Linked DNA regions of Mus musculus: regions 1 and 2 are each linked to region 3. Evidence: chromatin loops called from intact Hi-C (ENCODE). Cell type or tissue: heart. All regions are shown on one strand.

Evidence for each region. Peaks named below come from ENCODE experiments on the same cell type or tissue, not always from the same donor. Only the 100,000 strongest peaks of a DNase experiment are listed, where the experiment ranks them.
Region 1: it touches region 3 in a loop (8-fold over the local background); 10 of 42 quality-filtered maps call a loop at or near these places.
Region 2: a loop joins it to region 3, with 2.1 times the contacts of the local background. A loop is called at or near these places in 10 of 42 quality-filtered maps.

The regions. Positions count from the first base shown.
Region 1 is chr13:6,626,466-6,628,965 of GRCm38, forward strand. The region is part of intron 2 of Pfkp (phosphofructokinase, platelet); the gene reads right to left. It overlaps Gm35730 (a long non-coding RNA gene), which reads left to right and starts at 1,313. Exons shown (of 3, transcript XR_382032.3): 1 at 1,313-2,500. In heart, a CTCF peak has its summit at 1,078 (motif pointing right); no DNase peak of the experiment used is centred here.
Region 2 is chr13:6,634,405-6,636,904 of GRCm38, forward strand. It overlaps Pfkp (phosphofructokinase, platelet), which reads right to left. Exons shown (of 22, transcript NM_019703.4): 2 at 1,521-1,594. All of the region lies in intron 1 of Gm35730 (a long non-coding RNA gene), which reads left to right. Among named protein-coding and RNA genes, the nearest start is that of Gm35730, 7.9 kb to the left of the region's middle. In heart, no CTCF peak of the experiment used is centred here; a DNase peak (open chromatin) is centred at 1,527; H3K27ac peaks cover 1,963 bases.
Region 3 is chr13:6,688,972-6,691,471 of GRCm38, forward strand. No RefSeq gene overlaps it. Among named protein-coding and RNA genes, the nearest start is that of Pfkp, 41 kb to the left of the region's middle. In heart, CTCF peaks have their summits at 251 and 1,184 (motif pointing left); no DNase peak of the experiment used is centred here.

The DNA of each region.
Region 1 (2,500 bases), 63 kb before region 3:
TGGTCTTTAACTGTGAAGTCTTTGTGTTCGCACCACTTAGGAAAGATACCTGCCCCCCACAGCTTTAAACCGCCTTTGACTAAAAGGAAGAAATTACCAAGTTAGGAGAACTAATTTTGCCCTATCTCATTATCATGCAGAAAGTGAGATCAGTTTCTTTCTCTAGTGAAGCAAAAGACTAAACATGTAATGTAGCCAACACATTTTTTCTAAAATTCCATTTTATAGTCTTGCCTTCAAAGCCAGTTGGATGACTCACCTAAGAAAAACATACCGCTGAGCCTTTGAAAAGCATACTTTTTTTTTAACCGAAGAAAGATTACTACAGGTTTTGTTTACAGCACTTCAGAGGCTATGGAACCCTGAGTGGCCCTATCACACCCATCTTCCACCAGAAGTTCTCCTGTTAGACCTTTCACTCCCATGGAAACGTGGGCTGCAGGCTCTGGAATATACTGAGCAGGGCCAGGTTGGGCATCAGTGGCTCCCAACTGACTCTGCTAGAGCTGTATTTAAAGGTCCTGGTGGCTACTATGCTTAGTCATGTGTTGACACCACTATAAACAAAGTAAGACCTAGCCCACTCAAAGGGAGTGTTCAAAATGATCTCCCCCCACCCCCAAGTGAAAGGAGCAAGTGGAAGATTACCATCTCATGTTAAATCAGGCCTTTTCCTTCCTGTGTTTTGTCGAATAGATCTATGACCAGTTTATTCTCATCTTTGGGATGCTGTCTCAATGTAAATTCCTGATTATTTTTGTGCTAGAGAAAACACTTGAGGCCAGGCATGAGAGATTCTGAAGGGTTATCTAGTTTTATAGTCATGTATTTATATTAGCAAAAAAAAACAAAAAACAAAAAACAAAAAACAACCAAAAAACCAAAAACCAAAAAAACAAACAAACAAACAAACAAAACCAAAAAAAAAAAACATTATTCAAAACTAGCTGCTCACAAAGAAAAATAAAGACAAAAACAGCATAAGTTCTCTATGTCAGTGGTTTTGGTTTTGGTCTTACTTTATTTTGAAGATTTTGTTTTATTTTCAATTGTGTGGGTATCGGTGCCCTTAGAAGCCAGAAGAGGGCATCACATGCCCAGCAGTAGGAAGTTATAAGCAGTTGTGAACCTACTGAATTAGTACTAGAAACTGAACTACAGACCTTTCTAAAAGCTGTAAGCATTTTTTTTTTACTCTAAACATATATTAAATTATTATCTCAAGCCAGGTGTGGTGGCACATGTCTTTAGTCCCCGCACTTGGGAGGCATAGATGGCCGATCTCCATGAGTTTGGGGCAAGCTGGTCTACAAAGCAAGCTCAAGGATAGCCAGGGCTGTTATATAGAGAAATCCTGACAACTATCAAAAAGAAATTCATCATTTTCCTCCTTCCTGACTTCTCTACAACCCTTCCTTCCTATTGCTCTCTCTCTCTCAAATTCATAACCTCTAAGTGTGTGTGTGTGTGTGTGTGTGTGTGTAAATACATGCTCCTAAATATAAATATATCCTACTCAGCCTCTGCATTGCTCGTGTGTATGTGATTTCAATGGACATGCAAACATAAAAGAGAGAAACCAATAGGACCTCAACCCTATACACAGAACTATAAGCTACTAAGAAATTCTGAGATTAGAAGACATAGTCGTCCCCAAATTGGTTATCCAAAACCGTGTGATCAGCCCTGAAGTCATGTTCATACAAGCAAATACTGGGCCATCTCTCCAGCCTCATCCCCTTTTATTTCCAAGACACAATCTCACTCTATACCCAGACTTGTCTCGAGGCCAGGTTAGCCTTGCATTCACTGGAATCCTCCTGCTTCAGCTTCCTGACTGACGGAATTGTATGCATGAATCATCACATGGGTTACCAGTGGTTTTTCAAATTCAGGATCTTGGCTTGATTTTACCCACAGGAAAGGCTCATATAGAACCTGAGTATATAGTGTTTCCTTCTCGACCTGGAGGGCTCTGGTCACCTCTCCCCCAAGGGCTCTGAACTAAAGTAAAAAATGTCACAGCCACCCATAAAAAATGTACTCCGTGGATTCAACTGCTTAATGGAAAATTCCTATAAAGAAGCCATAGAATTTGTCCTTGGTAAAGCTGGGACAGCTCTAAAATAGACTAGAACATGGCAAGGTCCTGTACTTGGAGCTTGAGCAAACCACTAGCACACTAACTTCATTTATTTAGTCCTTTGGCATTATTAGATTTCCTTAAGTCAAAGCTAACAGTGCACAACTTCAGGAAAGCTATAAACCTAACAGCCACAGCAGGAAGAAGACGGGTCAGCCTTCTACCAAGATAACCATCAAATCTACAGCCAATGGCTGATTGTGACACCAAAATTCTCAACGGGAACTCACTCAGCCTCACTGGGAGTGACAATGGAGATGGCCAAATCAGGGAGAGAACCCATCCTCTTTTGCAATTTGACAATATTAAATGTCTAGACAGTCTGAAACCAAAGCCAGCCTTGGGTAGGGCCTGGCT
Region 2 (2,500 bases), 55 kb before region 3:
GCACGCAGCCACAGAGTCTGAAAAGCAAATTAAAACACAAGGGTCGAGGAAACCTCTACCAAGCAAATGATAAACACACGGTGCAGTCGTTTTACAAAAGAGAAGTCGCATGAGTATACCAGCAATGAGACACCTGCCTGCAGGCATCTGATGTCATCACTCGGGAGCCATGGGGTTCAGAGTTAGGGTTGGAGGGGCTTTCAAAAAATGCTTCTGCAGCTAGAGGTATCTATCACAATGGTCATGGCTTTTAGCCGATTGATGCCATCATCTGTGGACCAAGGCACAGATCTAAAACAGAATTTTAAGTAGTAACGTAGACCTGAAAGTGTTTAGACAGTTTTTAAGTAGTGAGGAGTAACCTAAATGGACGAGTGACATAGGAATCTTACACATCAATTTGATGGGGCACTACCCCTTTTGCTTCTAGGGCAATTCCCCTGTCTCTCTGCCCTCCTACCTTGTCACAGTACTAAAGGGATTATAGATGGGTGTGACCACAGTGGCTTCTACAAGACTTCTGTGAAATCACATTTGGGTCCTGTTACTTGTGTGGCAAGCTCTTACCCCACAGAGCCATCTCCCCGGCCTTGAACTGATTGTTTAAAAAAAAATAGTTCTCTTCCTTTTTGGGCTCCAGTTTACAGATATAAAAATAAAATCCTGCTCCTTATATATAGTTCTGGAGATAGAGCGACTCGGTACACGTTGGTTCCTTCTCGGGTGCTCCGTATTTCCTAAGCAGCCAGGACCACAAGCCCAGGAGACATGGAGCAGTTCAGGGTGGCCAGTAACTGTTACTTAGTTTCAGTGTGTGTTAGTACTAGAGATAATGGATTCATTGTGGCACTTCCCTACATATTTCTCCTCATTCATTCCCTTCCTCTCCCCAGAGTCCTCTTAACCCCTCTTGCTACCACCCCTCCCCCAACATATCTCTGCGGTCCTCATGTCACAGACATTTTGTCACCTTCTCCCTTTCCTGTTCTATGCCTTTAGATGTCTTTCTAGTTTCATATCACACGCACACACTTAAAATCTAAGATCTGCAGGAGAACAAATTTGTTCATCTTTCTGAGGCTAGTTTATTTCACTTAACATGAGGATTTCCAGTTGCAGTTGTATCCACTTCCAGGCAAACTCATGACATCATTTATTTGTGCACTAATAAAATTCCATTAACCCAGATTCTTCACTGTGAAGCCAAGACATGAGCAGGTGCTAGGGTGTGGTGTCAGCTTCACATTAATGACAGAAAGCACAAAAGGGACGTCTTTCCGTTTCTGGCACTAGTCTTTGAAATCCACTCACAAGCTGACATCCTCAGAATCATTGACCCGGGAATCAAGACCAGGAAGTTGATCCCAGCCTGACTTTTGTGCTGTCTTATCTCCTTCTCCCTGTCACTTCTGAGGCTCAGCCAAAGGAGGAGGCAGCAAGAGAGAGACCAGGGCTGTGAGCAAGTGGGTGGTGCAAATTCCTGAGTTAGAGAAAACGCCAAATGGGAAGCAAGCACTGACCTCATATATAAAGTACACTTTGGCCCCCGTGTAGATTCCCATGCGCACCACAGCGCGGACAGCAGCATTCATGCCTGTGGAAGGAACAGAAGCAGTTGTCAGTAGAGCTTGAGGCCCTAGTTCACCTAGTCCTAGGTAAACTGCGGAACTGCCTATGCTCCCTGTTTCCTCGTGGCCTGTGACTATGACACATACCTCAAGGATTAGTAGAGTGAATACAAACCTGGAAACCAAGTTACCCAGCATATTGGGGTTCATCGGAGGGTGGGGCTCACATTGAAAAAGAGCCTGGGATATTTTAAGTTCAGAATATCACTCATCAACTTTCTTGAGACTAGCTGGAGGCTGAATAAAGCTTGCAGCTCCTTTGTCTCCTGAGTGCTAGGATGGCGGATGCCTGCTCTGCAGTACAGAATGTTAAGCAACTCCAGACAGACACTAAGGAAAACAGAGGGCAGATATTGACGGCCAGATTCAAAGAAGTTAATAACGAAGGGGGCAATGGGGCTGTGGCTTGAGGAGAAGCTGAATAACTATGTATTTCATCCCTGGCCATCGGTGTGACTTTACAAAAAAGTCCTAAGTACAAAACAAGTCATACCATTTTTATTAGAAGAGAAAGTAAGACAAGCCAACCTCCTGCAAATCTCCGTCCATCCTCAGGAGAGACCAGGGTTCCACACTTTAAAGAGCAGCAGTGGACAATGTGTTAGCATGAAAAGGCCGGAAGCTCACATCTACTTTCCACTGAGGTAACAGTTTTTGGAAACTGAGAACTGGCTTTCGTGGCCTGCCCCGTGGTGTAACAGTTGAAGGCTCTTGCATCATCTTAGCTCAGGGTCAAAGGCCCAGCAGGAGAGAAGGAACAAGTAATATAATAAGAGCCACGCCCAGCACGGATGGAGCCTTTAGCCTCAGGATGGAAAGCAAAACTGGGCTCTCAGCCAAGTTCCTCTGAGCCCACCATTCTCTCCAATTCT
Region 3 (2,500 bases):
CTGTGGTTAGTGGTCCCAGATTTCTGTTGAGCAAATTATAAGTCCCAATCCCAAACTTTTCTCTCTGTCTTTAAATACAATTCCATTAGCAGCATATCCTTGTGTATGTATAGTAATACTTGAGAAGCACTCCATCTCTCTGTATGATTGGCTGTTTTGCAGTCTTTAGGCAAGTACGCTTACTGATTGCTTAAAACTTCTAGCCTGTCTTTTTTTCTTTAATAGACTTAGAAGCATCCGGCCCTTGCATTCTTCAATAGGACCACACGATGGCCCCAGACTCCTACTAAATGCATAACTGGCATGGCCCTTTAAGCGGCTCTTAAAAACATGCTGGGTCTCCTATGGAAAGAATTGAAAGAAATAAATATATGAGGATAATTCTCCGCCAAACCCATTACTTCCCACAACTGTATGTATTTACGAGTCCTCCGTAAGTAATTTGGCTTTTGTCTATTTCAATACAATGTACTTTTGCACATGTAAGAAGAACTTAAAAAGAGTATAACTAACTTGTTACTCTTAACAAGTTATGGCCTAAGCTGGGGAGGTAGCTCAGTGGCAAAGTGCATGTGTTCACTACCCAACAAGGAAAATACAGGAGAATCAAAACAAAACTATTTATTTATTTATTTATTTATTTAAAAATCTTTTTATTGATTCTTTGTGAGTTTCACATCATGCACCCCAGTCCCTCTTCTCTCCCCATCTGCTCATATCCACCCCTCACCCTTGAAGCTCTCCATCAAAATAACACACAACAACAGCGACAACAACACAAACCAGAGAAAACATCTCATCGTGGAAGCTGTCGTACAGCACAGTGAGTGCTACAGTGTATTGCTCTGTCCACAATTCTTCACTTGCAAATGGTCATTGCAATGAGTCTTTGGTCTATGGCTTCTATGACACCATCAAAGTTGGATCTTCATGGGGACTCCTTCTGGTTATCCTTCCGGTTGTTGCTTTGTGTCATGAAGATCCTGCAGCTTTTGACACCAGGACTGGCCCTTTCGTGCATCCCAACCATTCGGAGATGATATAGATTTGGGGGTAAGTCAATTCAGAGCCCTGGATTTGGGCCTGGGTGGTAGCTTAGCTGGTCAGCATGTAGGCTCTCCCTCACCTGCACCACTAAGCTCTTCAGCACGTGCTCCAGCTAGGCCACTCAGTGCTGCCATCTGCTGGAGGTCAGCTCTCATGTCCTCAGGGCCCTCGCACCTGCACCCACACCTCCAGCACCCACTCCACTGTGCTGCCCAATCAAGATGTGGGGGCCCACTCTCCTAAGTGCTGCAGATTGTGATGAATTGGCCCAGCTCTCCCACTCTTAACATTCTCAGGGCTGGATCACCTAAGCCTTTCCCATCAGAGCCAGCTCCACTGTTTGGTCCAGACGAGGTGCACGGCTCACTCTCTAGATTGCTATAGCCAGTGAGGGGGGGGGGGAAGGGTCTGCTCTGGTGAGCCCAAGGCTAGCTCTCCCAACTACTGCAGTTGGCCAGGGGAGAGGGGAGAGCTTGCCCCCTGTACCCATGCAACCTCACACCAGATGAGTGGTGGGGCTAGCTCTCCAGTACTCTTGCTCTTGGGGCCACCTTACCTATGTCCCCTCCATTAGGGCTAGCTCTTCTGTGCTACTCAAGCAAGGTTCAGGGCCTGTTCTCCTAAGTGCTGCAGGCAGCGAGAGTCAGTGTCAACTTGCCAGCTCTCATGACCCTGGGGCCAGTTCTCCCTACTGCCTCAGGTGGTGAGGTGCACAGTGGGGTAAGGGAAGGGAGTCATCACCAGAACCCTCCCCCACTCTGCACCCAGGTCACCTTAAGGCAGGTGAGCCGTGGGGTCACATTTCCCATACTCTTACCCTTGGAGCTGGCTCACCTGTGTTGTCCACCACCAGGGTCAGCACTGAGGTGCTATCCAAGCAAGGTACAGCAAACAGGTGTCTATGGCCCACCTGTGCTGTGTGCTGGGGGTCAGGGGTGTTGTGGAACCGTGAAAGGCAGCCTGTTTTCTGTTGAGCTAGGCTTAAAACCCTGAGACCCAGCAGTGTTCCTGCAAGGGACAGAAGGTGTTTCCCACACCCCCAGACACCAGGCTCTATTTCTCTACTCTCTCCCTTTCTCTGCCGCTACTCCATCACAATAAATGCCCTAAAACCATGGACTGTCTCTTCTCATCGGGATCCATCGTGTTGGAGCAATGGAGCAGGTTTCCTCTAAAGAGCTACATCTAACCTCCTGCAGGAAGTTTCTCTGCGCTCTTAGCCACGGTCTCCATAATCTCCATCAAGCTAGCCCACCGAGGAAGTCAGACACACTCCTCCCTATGAGAACCAGCCAGATGCTCTCTTCCTGCCCCTTTCCCTTCGGCTCCAGGCTAGAGCCAGCCTCATGGGCCTCCACTCCATTCTCAGCTCTTCCACAGCACTCAGCTGTGTCTGTGGTGTCCAGGACCCTGAGAACCTGTTGTCCTCGGCCTCTGTGCAGACACGGGGACC